Linked DNA regions of Homo sapiens: region 1 is linked to region 2. Evidence: read pairs that join two places in POLR2A ChIA-PET (ENCODE). Cell type or tissue: PC-9. All regions are shown on one strand. Region 1 overlaps SPOCK2 (SPARC (osteonectin), cwcv and kazal like domains proteoglycan 2). Region 2 overlaps ASCC1 (activating signal cointegrator 1 complex subunit 1).

Evidence for each region. ChIA-PET counts read pairs that join two places held together with the same protein. Peaks named below come from ENCODE experiments on the same cell type or tissue, not always from the same donor. Only the 100,000 strongest peaks of a DNase experiment are listed, where the experiment ranks them.
Region 1: POLR2A ChIA-PET joins it to region 2 with 17 read pairs; 6 of 35 experiments call an interaction of 5 or more read pairs at or near these places.

What each region holds. Positions count from the first base shown.
Region 1 is chr10:72,077,779-72,082,778 of GRCh38, forward strand. The region is part of intron 1 of SPOCK2 (SPARC (osteonectin), cwcv and kazal like domains proteoglycan 2); the gene reads right to left. Among named protein-coding and RNA genes, the nearest start is that of SPOCK2, 8.3 kb to the right of the region's middle. RefSeq lists an enhancer at 2,999-3,783. In PC-9, no CTCF peak of the experiment used is centred here; DNase peaks (open chromatin) are centred at 2,993 and 4,373; H3K4me3 peaks cover 1,045 bases; H3K27ac peaks cover 4,045 bases.
Region 2 is chr10:72,154,513-72,159,512 of GRCh38, forward strand. All of the region lies in intron 6 of ASCC1 (activating signal cointegrator 1 complex subunit 1), which reads right to left. Among named protein-coding and RNA genes, the nearest start is that of ANAPC16, 59 kb to the right of the region's middle. In PC-9, no CTCF peak of the experiment used is centred here; no DNase peak of the experiment used is centred here.

The DNA.
Region 1 (5,000 bases), 77 kb before region 2:
GGAGCACGCTTACCGTGCCACCCTCACCAACCCAAAGACTGTCCTGCCCCTTCCCCTCCCGAATCCCTCTCGCTTGCCCTCCCTGCCCTACACCCACCGGCCAGGACCACCCCAACCCGAAAAACTGCAGCGCCTCCTGAGGGTCTCCCTCCTCCCACTGTCTTCCACACGGCTGCGGCCACCCGGATCCTTCCAAAACACAATTCTGACCCGGTCTCTCTCTCTTTGAAACTGAATATACAGTTTGATCTCATTTTGGGGAAAAAGAAAGTGAGTAGGTGAAAAGGATTTATACCAAAATGGTAACAGTCATTTCCACTGCTGGGTAGGAATACAGAGAATTCTGACATCTTTCTGCTTTTCTCCAACTTTCCCCAAAATTTCTGCAATGAACATATATTACTTTGTAATAAAGAGAAAAAACATAATCATAATCATAATAAATATAAATAATAGGCCAGGCGCGGTGGCTCACACCTGTAATCCCAGCACTTTGGGAGGCCAAGGCGGGCGGATCACGAGGTCAGGAGATCGAGCACCCTGGATAACACGGTAAAACCCCATCTCTACTAAAAATACAAAAATAGCCGTGTGTGATGGCGGGCGCCTGTAGTCCCAGCTACTCGGGAGGCTGAGACAGGAGAATGGCGTGAACCCGGTAGGCAGAGCTTGTAGTGAGCCAAGATCACGCCACTGCACTCCAGCCTGGGCGACAGAGTGAGACTCCGTCTCAAAAAAATAAAGAAATAAATAATAAAAATAAAATAAATTTTAAAAATAATAAAAAATATAATAAGTATTATATTTTGAAAGCCTTTCACGGGTTCCCAGTCACCTACAGAAGAAATTCCATCTTCTCTTGATCTCTCCCTGGCTACCCCAGCTCCAGGTCCTTCCTGCAAGGTTCCAGCATGGCCAAACCCCAGCACAGCTGTCTCCATCCAGAATGCAAGTTCACATCAGCCCCAGAATTTCTACTCATCTCCCAAAACCCAGCTCAGCCATCATCTTCCCGAGCCCCACTCCTTATCCTTCAGGCCAGCTGTGCCTCACAGAAGTCTACCATTGTTCCAGTGACACCAGGCAATGTCGCCTCTGCCTCACTCCGCCCTAGTTAAATAGCCAGTTCCTTGAGAGCAGAGACCATGTAAATTTCTTCTCTCTATGCCCAACATCTAGTACCTAGTAATACACACTCCTAACAATAGCTGACATCTTTATAGCAATTACCACGTGGCAAGCATTATGCTAAACACTTCACATTCATTGGCTTGTTTCCTCTTCACAACAGCTCTAAGAAACATTACTATTATTATCTCCATGTCTCAGATGATAAAATTGAGGCTCAGAGAGGTTAAGTGACTTAGGCAGGGTCACACAGCAATTGCACAGGAGAAGAGTGCTGCACCCAGAACTGTGATTCCAGAATCCGTGCCCCTAACCAGCACTCCATAAATGTTAGCTGATGAAAAAAGTCCTAGGCCAGGGGTGGGTCCCAGGAGGCCCAATCCCAGCCCACAGGTGGTTTCTCCTACCACACCAACTCTGCTTCAAGTCCTAGGCAGGGAGTTTTGCAGCCAGGAGAGGAGGGTCTGGTGGTGGAAGGGGAAGACACCTGGGGGCCCCCGTTCTCCAGGCATTTTTCAGAAACCCCTTCACATGACCCCTGGTTCAGCTGGTTTGGAGCTAACCCATCTTCAGCTTTGATCTCTGCAGCTCAGCTCAGTTGCCATGGAGACGGTGCCCACTGAGCCAAGCTGGGGGAGACAGCAGTGAGTGCGCAGGCCTAGTCAGGCTTAGGGGGCACATGCTGGGTGTTTCCAAGTGCTGTTTACTTCCTGTCATTTTAATTAGCACCCAAATCACCCGCTCACTTCACAGCTTGAATTAACCCAATCTCTCCCAGCTTCTCCATCTGGTATGAAGCTTGGGACCTAGCAGCGAATCAGCAAAGAAGAGCAGCCCTCCAGACCCTGGCTTATGGGGTCAAGATCCACCTGCTTCTTTGCAGCACAGTGTGACAGAGAGACCTCACCCCCTACACCCCTCACCACCAAGGACTCAGGGGCCTGGGCTCCTGCTTGGCCTTGCCACTGACTGCCAGCAAGTGAGTCGCTTCCCTTGCTGGACTGGCTTCCTTGGCTGTAAAATAAGGATGACCCCCTTGCCTTCCCCTCTGAGCTGCAGAAGAACCCAGGCAATCATGTCTGCAAGGGGACTTTGTGAACTGAAGCTCCATACTTTCAAAAGACACAAGACAGGACACCTGAACCCCGGGTTCTCTGGCACACACCCGGGGAGCCTAGGGACAGGACTGGGCAGAGGTTCTGTAGGGTCTCAGTGTTACAAGGGGTCTCAATATGGACATCTGACATTGTCTCCACTTGAGGACACACAGCCAGAGGCACAGCGACAGGACGGAAAGAAGACAGTCATCATAAGACTGAATACACCACAATTTCCCTAACCCTGTTACGGCATTTCTTCATTTTTTAATAGATCAAGAATCTCTAAAAATGGAAGTGGGCCAGGCCTGGCTCAGCCTCTGAGAGGCCCTGTATCTGCCATTATTTTGGCCTCATTCCTCAGGCAACGGGGCCTGTGATGGAGGCCAGTCCACTGAAGAAGGCCCAGGACTGGAGAGAAGCTTGCCTCTGTGGCCTCCTCCTGCCCTCCCTGGAAATAGCCACAGGGCACAGACAGAAGGACTCAGAAAAGAGCAAGGTGGGGCCCAGTGGGGACACCTGGGATCCTCCTCCGCTGAGGATTAACACCCCATCACACACCTGGGAGAGGGCACCTGGGGAGGCAGTGTCCCTGTGAGGGGGTGGGGGTGGCTGGGAAGTGGGGGGCAGAGGGGCCAGTCATTAAATACTTGAGCCTCTCTTGGAGGGGGCGGCAGAGGCTGTGATAGGCCTGGATAAACAGAAGGAGACAGGCATCTAGAAGACTCTGGCCTCCCACCTCCTCTGCCCTCAGAGGAATTTCCTTGGAGGACAAAAATGTGCATATCATCACTCCCTGCATGCCAGGAGCCGGGCTGGGCCTGGGCTCAGGTATGCCTGCGCCAACACCCACCTGCTGCCCGGGCCCTGACCTCCCTGCTGGTCCAGTGGCATCTTGGTGGCTGCCCTAGTCCTTGGTCCCTGCTCCGGGCGGTGGCCCCAATAGTCCATAAAGGGCAGAGAACAGCGGGAGGTGTGAGGGGCCCGGGGCTATGTTCTGAGCTGCCTCAGGACCCTGGCTTCCCTCCTGGAACATGGGGGTGGGGGTCAGAATTCAAGCCCAGGGAGGTCTGAGGAAGACCCCAGGGCTGGAGCTGAGCCACAGGCCGTGGTGCAGGGGAAGAGCCCCAGGCCACAAGAGGAGTGGGGTTGCAGGTGCCTGCCCTTTCTCTGGCCCTGTTTCTTCACCTGTGAAATGTGGGGCTCAGTGCTTCTGAGTCTCCAGGATTCTGCTCCCCCAGTTCTTCCAAACTGAGAACTTGGAGATGAGCGGAATAGGAGCCCGAACGATTTCAGAGACTTCGCGTCCTCTGCCCTGTGCCAGGGGACAAGGGGTCAGGGAAGGAGCGAGCTGTTTGCATCCAGGCAGAGGTAAGACACCAGCTGGGCCTGGCTTGTCCTTCTATACAGGGCAGCCTTGACCGACTGGCAGGTGTTGGGGAAGACAGCAGGAGGGGGCTGGACGCCCCACCCTACAGAATCTGTTCTCTACCCGAGGGAGCCCTGTCTCCACCATCCACATGTCTGACAGGTGGCTGGCCCACTCTGTGGGCATAATATGGTGTGGGAGTGGGGAAGAGGCTCAGAGCACCCTCTCCACAGGATAAAGTGGGAGACTGGCTGTAGCCAGGGATAGGCACGGAGGGCTGAAGGACAGGGAGACGCGGGGACAGTCGTCCTTCACTTTATCATTCACTCCTTTATCCCACAAATGAATCACTGAAATTCAGGGAGCTGGGCTTGTTGCTGTGTTTGTCCCAACCTTTTGGGGTTCCGGAAGAGGAAGAGATCTCCCCAAATCACCCACACAATCAGACCAGCGCCCCAGCCCCTCTTTACTTGAACCCACAGCAGGGCTACTTGGAGAGGGGAGGGAGGGGTGCAGAGAACGGGCTGGATGAGATCCTGTCTGGCTCTAACATGCCACAGTGCACACGTTTACATTGAGCACCTACTGTGTGCCAAACACCCCATGCAATGCTCTGGGGATGGGGTGGTAAGGTACACAAGGCTGACTGTTCCCAGACCCACTCCTCAGGGGATCACGATGGGAGGAATGTGACAAACACACATTACAAATACCAGCAGAAGGACTCTGAAGATACAGCCCGCAGTGTAAGTGATGCTATGAGGCAGCATCCAACCTGTGCCAAATGAGTTATGGCCAATAAATGCTGCAGGAACCCCAAGGAAGGAGCCACACCTGCAACTGGATGCTGGCCAAGCCCTTGGGCGGTCAGAGGCTGGCACACTTCAAGAGCCACAGCCGGGCCAGGTCTGCACACTGAGGCTGGGCACAGTGGTATCTAAACTGTGTATGCAGGCATAGGCCTGGGCATACATTTTTCCCATCCACGGCTCTTAGAAGACCCACATTGCTCCTGCAAGGAGACGCGCAGAGACGGGGTTGTGGACTGCATATCTGTGTCCCCCCCAGACCCATATGCTGAAATCCTGACCTCCAATGGGAGTCGATTAGGAGGCGGGGCCTTGGGGGAGGGATTCAGTTTAGATAAGCCATCAGGGTAGGGCCCTCATGATGAGATTGGGGTCTGAATAAGAGGCTAGAGGCTGGCACAGTGGCTCATGTCTGTAATCCTAGCACTTTGGGAGGCGGAGGGGGGTGGATTGCTTGAGTCCAGGAGTTCAAGACCAGCAAGGGCAACATGGTGAAACCCCCTGTCTACAAAAAATACAAAAATTAGCCAGGCATGGTGGTGTGTGCCTGTGATCCCAGCTACTTGGGAGGCTGAGGTGGGAGGATCGCTTGAGTCC
Region 2 (5,000 bases):
ACAGGGCCACACTCTGTCACCCAGGCTAGAGTGCAGTGGCGTGATCTTGGCTCATTGCAACCTCCACCTCCCAGGTTCAAGCAATTCTTGTGCCTCAGCCTCCCAAGTAGCTGGAATTATAAACATGTGCCACCATGTCTGGCTAATTTTTATACTTTTAGTAGAGACTAGGTTTTGCCATGTTGCCCAGGCTGGTCTTGAACTCCTGGGCTGAAGACATCTGCCTGCCTTGGCCTCCCAAAGTGCTGGGATTACAGGCGTGAGCCACTGCACTTGGCCTATGCATAGGGTTTTAAATGAGGCATAAAGTTTTGTTTTGAGTACCAAAAGATTGGCAACAGACTAAAAGTCAAATAACATGGTACTGATTAGATAAATTATAATACTAAGAGCAATAAATAAACTATACATGTGACTAAGGAAGCTTTTAGGTACTGATATAAAACAATATAAAAAACATTAAAAACTGATATAAAATGATATATAAAACTGATATAATAAGTTATATTTCTAAGTTTTAAAAAAGGTTTACAACAATGTGCATGCTATGCTACTTGTACAAAAGATGGAGGTATAAAAAATATGTTATATATATTTGTTCATACATCTATAAAATCCCTGGAAGGATACAGAGAAAGTGGTACACTGGTTGCCTCTAGAGAGGAAAGCAGGTGGCTGATGAATTTCAGTGGTAGAGAAACTGCACTGCGTATCCTTTGCAACTTTTTGAACTATGTAAATGTATTATCCATTAACAAGTTAAAATTTTAAAAAATATCCAAAATAAACCAAACACAAAAGTGTATATACTAAATAATTCTATTTATGGGACATTTAAAAACAAACCACCAAATCTATGTAATAGAAATCAGAACAGAGGTTGCTTCTGGGAGAAGTGAATTCACTGGAAAAAGGCATGAGGGACCCTCATGGGGTGATGGCAATGTTCCACGTCTTGATTTGGGTGAGGTTGCACAGGTATAGACATTGGTCAAAGCTCATCAACTACACCTAAGATCTGTGCATTTTTAGTGTAAGTAAATTACACCTCAAAGGAAAAACATACATATACATATCCAAAGTGCTAATGGTAATTATTTTTTAGTGGTAAGATTACAAAATGATATTTTATTTTTGTGTATCTGTAATTACTGGTTTTCCTAAAATTAACACGTATTACCTTTGTGTTAAGTAAAACCCCACCATCCTGTTTTCTTCCTGGACCCCTTAATAAAGAAACTTGTACTGCAACCAGAAAAGGCCTTGTTGTGCCATGCTGAAACCCAATTAAAAATCAGCTCACTGCGCAGCCTTCTCCAAACCCCAAGGGGATAGGCACTTTCTCCATCTTATCCACATCTATATCCTCAAAATCTCACACCATGACTTATACAAAATGGGTGTTCAATAAATCTCTGGCAAACATTAAATGGATGTTTTAAGGGGGAAGCTGTTCTGGACAATTTTGAGAAGAATATGGTCACAGGCTGATATATTAAATAGTTTGGATATTTGTCCCTGCCCAAGTCTCCTGTTGAATTGTAATCCCTAATGTTGGAGGTGGGGCCTAGTGGGAGGTGTTGGGATCATGGGGACAGATCTCTTGTCAATGGCTTGGGCCATCCCCTTGGTGATAAATGAGCTCTCACTCTGAGTTCACACAAAATCTACTTGTTTCAAAGTGTGTGGCACCTCCCCTGCCACTCTCTGTTGCTTGTTCCTGCTTCTGCTATGTGATGTGCTTGATCCCCTTCACCTTCTGCCATAATTGAAGCTTTCTGAGGCCTCCCGAGAAGCCGAGCATGCTTCTTGCAATCCTGCAGAACTGTGAGCCGATTAAACCTCTTTTCTTTATAAGTTACCCAGTCTCTGGTATTTCTTTATAGCAATAATGCAAGAACAGCATAATACACATGCTATATTGTCATTAAGTAAAAATGTGGTACTGCCTTAAAAACAAAAGGATTTGGCCGGGTGCGGTGGCTCACGCCTGTAATCCCAGAACTTCGGGAGGCTAAGGCGGGTGGATCATGAGGTCAGGAGATCGAGACCATCCTGGCTAACATGCTGAAAGACGGTGAAACCCCATCTCTACTAAATATACAAAAAACTAGCCGGGCGTGGTGGCGGGCGCCTGTAGTCCCGGCTACTCAGGAGGCTGAGGCAGGAGAATGGCGCGAACCCAGGGGGCGGAGCTTGCAGTGAGCAGAGATCTCGCCACTGCACTCCAGCCTGGGCGACAGAATAAGACTCCATCTCAAAAAAAAAAAAAAGAAAAAAAAAAGGATTTTAGGATCAATCAAAAGACAGCTGGAAAAAAAGGAAAAAGTTGTCTTGACATTGAACCCAGGTCATGGGGATGCTCTTTGTAGCCTAGGAATCCTAGTAGTAAAGATTCCCTTAACACTTCAAGGCCTTATTATTGCATAAGACCAAAACTTCTCTCAGTGTGAAACTAGTAACTCAACTATTTTAGGCGGACACTTTTCTTTCCATGTTGCCCAGGGTGGTCTCAAACTCCTGGGCTCAAGCAATCCTTCCAGCTTGGCCTCCCAAAGTGCTTGGGTTACAGGCATGAGCCACTGCGCCCGGCCCAGATACTTTTTCTAATTAAGAAAAATTACAGCCTTGATCATAATAAGTCTTCCTATAGCCACCTCTAATAAGAAGTGAAATGTTTCAAAACACAAGCCAAGCTCTGAACTGTCATCTGAGGTATGTAGCTTCCATCAATACACAATGTATCTTCATTCCAAGTACTAGCCAAAGAATTCGATTTGAAAGATTGCCACTGAATCCTATCAAAATGAAGTCAAAAAAGTTTGTTTGAAAAAAAGTTTCACACTAAATACACATCCTCCGACATTTTTAAAGCTCTCACCCTGCATAGTTATATCACCAGAAAGCATCACCACACCATTGGCTTAGATTCCCACTAAAATGTTTTTAATGGGTTATATTTAATGTTATATCTGCAATTTCTAAGGTCAACAGAAGAAAGACCCATATGAACAATGTTTTTATCTTCTGCAAAATTCCTGTTAAAGACACTGTCAATCATCATTCAGCATTCTTTATTAAGATTTACATGACAAACTTTTGATGGATCGAGAACCAGAAAAGGTTACTCTCCTGAAAAAACTGTTATACTGGGGTTGGCTTCACAACAACCTGAGTGTACTTAACACTACTGAACTATGCACTTAAAATGGTTATGATGGCAAATTTTATGTTGTATTTTACCACAACTGAAAATTTTTTTAAACTATAAAAAAAATTGTCATACTGCTTTTTATCAGACAAGAACTATACTAAGTGGTGTATTTCTTTTTGTAATTTAGTTCAAGTACACTGGTGTCAGAAAATAGTACCAAACTTTAATGCTCAAGTACAATTATTACCTTACCTTGACTTTCAGATAGAATTTTCTCCCTATACCATCCTTATGGTTTCTAAATCTCTGACTGTAACATTTCTTTTGTATACATGTCCTCACTCTTAACTACCTCAAATACTTGGAATTAGATGGGGTACTAAGAAGAAAAAAAATTAGAAACAATGAAACAGGATCCAAAGCCTGCTTTATGAGCAGAAACACAAACTGTTTCAACCCACCCCTGAGATTTATCAAGAGGGAGATGAAAGAGCAGGATAGAAATCCGATGGTTTGCCCGATAAACACTCTTTGTCTTAGTGGCCAAACAATTACATCTGGGACACCAGTAAGCAAATTACTTTCCAACTGATGACACGTGAGGCAATAATCAGGCATTAATGTTTGTTCACGCGTATTTTCTCTCCTCTTTCTAGTCCCTTTAAACTTCTTTGGTTTGACGTCAGGCCTGCTGGAAACACTGAGGCACAGGAGGGTGCTGCTGTGACTGAAGAAGAGCTGCACATTTGTCAGACTCCGTACTCAGAGCCAGTGCACGGTCTGTGTCCTACATCTCACAAAGGAAAGTCACCAGGGACACAGCCGGAGCTTCCGAATTTACTAAACACTGAATAATTCATTCAAAATCTATAGAGCTACAAGAGCCTTTCACTGAAAAATTGAAACAAAACTCCTGTTTTTGGTCTCATAGCATCCTTCAAATTAAAAAACTACCCCCAAATTTAAAATGAATACTCAACTACTCATTTCTTCAATATAGCCATACAGCTCCACAGTTTAAATCAAATTCCAACATAGCCACATTTATTTCAATACTCCCATTTTAAAAACCATCAAATTAAACTACAGCACACTATGTACAGGTCTGTTCATTTTTCAGTGTTTTCCTTTCATATTTTAATTTGGGACCACTACACCATAAAAGGTTCAGGTTAGAAATGCCATTATTTATGGACATTTTTTCTAAGTACACCAAGCACAAAGACTAAGGTCAAAGAGCAAGAAAAAATTCGATGATCCAATTTACTGATTTACTTACCAGAGATTTAACAGAAGTACCCTTTTTGTTTTTTTAAGAAGTAGTCTCTTCTCAGAAGTAAATCAGTTTTGCACTTTTTAAACAAATGCATGTGATGGGAGAAATCAGGAGAAGAAGGTTGGGGAGGCTTGCTTTATTTTACTCGCTGGTTCCACATCTTTCCAGCTTTTTAAAAAGAGCATCTTTAAACAAATTTTTGCATGCACTGCAGATTTTTGGCAGGGTAACTTTGTCCTATTTCAAAAGCTTTGCTGAATTTGAAAAACTACAATTACTGTTTTCATACTGTCATGTCAAAAATTCTGAGGAACTATTAAAACTGCTCTTTATTCCCCAGGCACACTAACTCTGACATGCTTAAAGGGCTGAGATTTGGCATTTAGTCACAAAAGGCACCAAGAAACATAAAAGGGAGGAACTCAGCTAAATCTTTGCATAGCTTAGGATAAACCTTCAGTGATTAAAAACCTGTGACCTGATTTTCATAAGGTAAAAAGAACAAGTACTTCTCTAAACAAAATATTTTATCTACCTTTAAATTTTTTCTTAGCAGGATTATCCCAATGG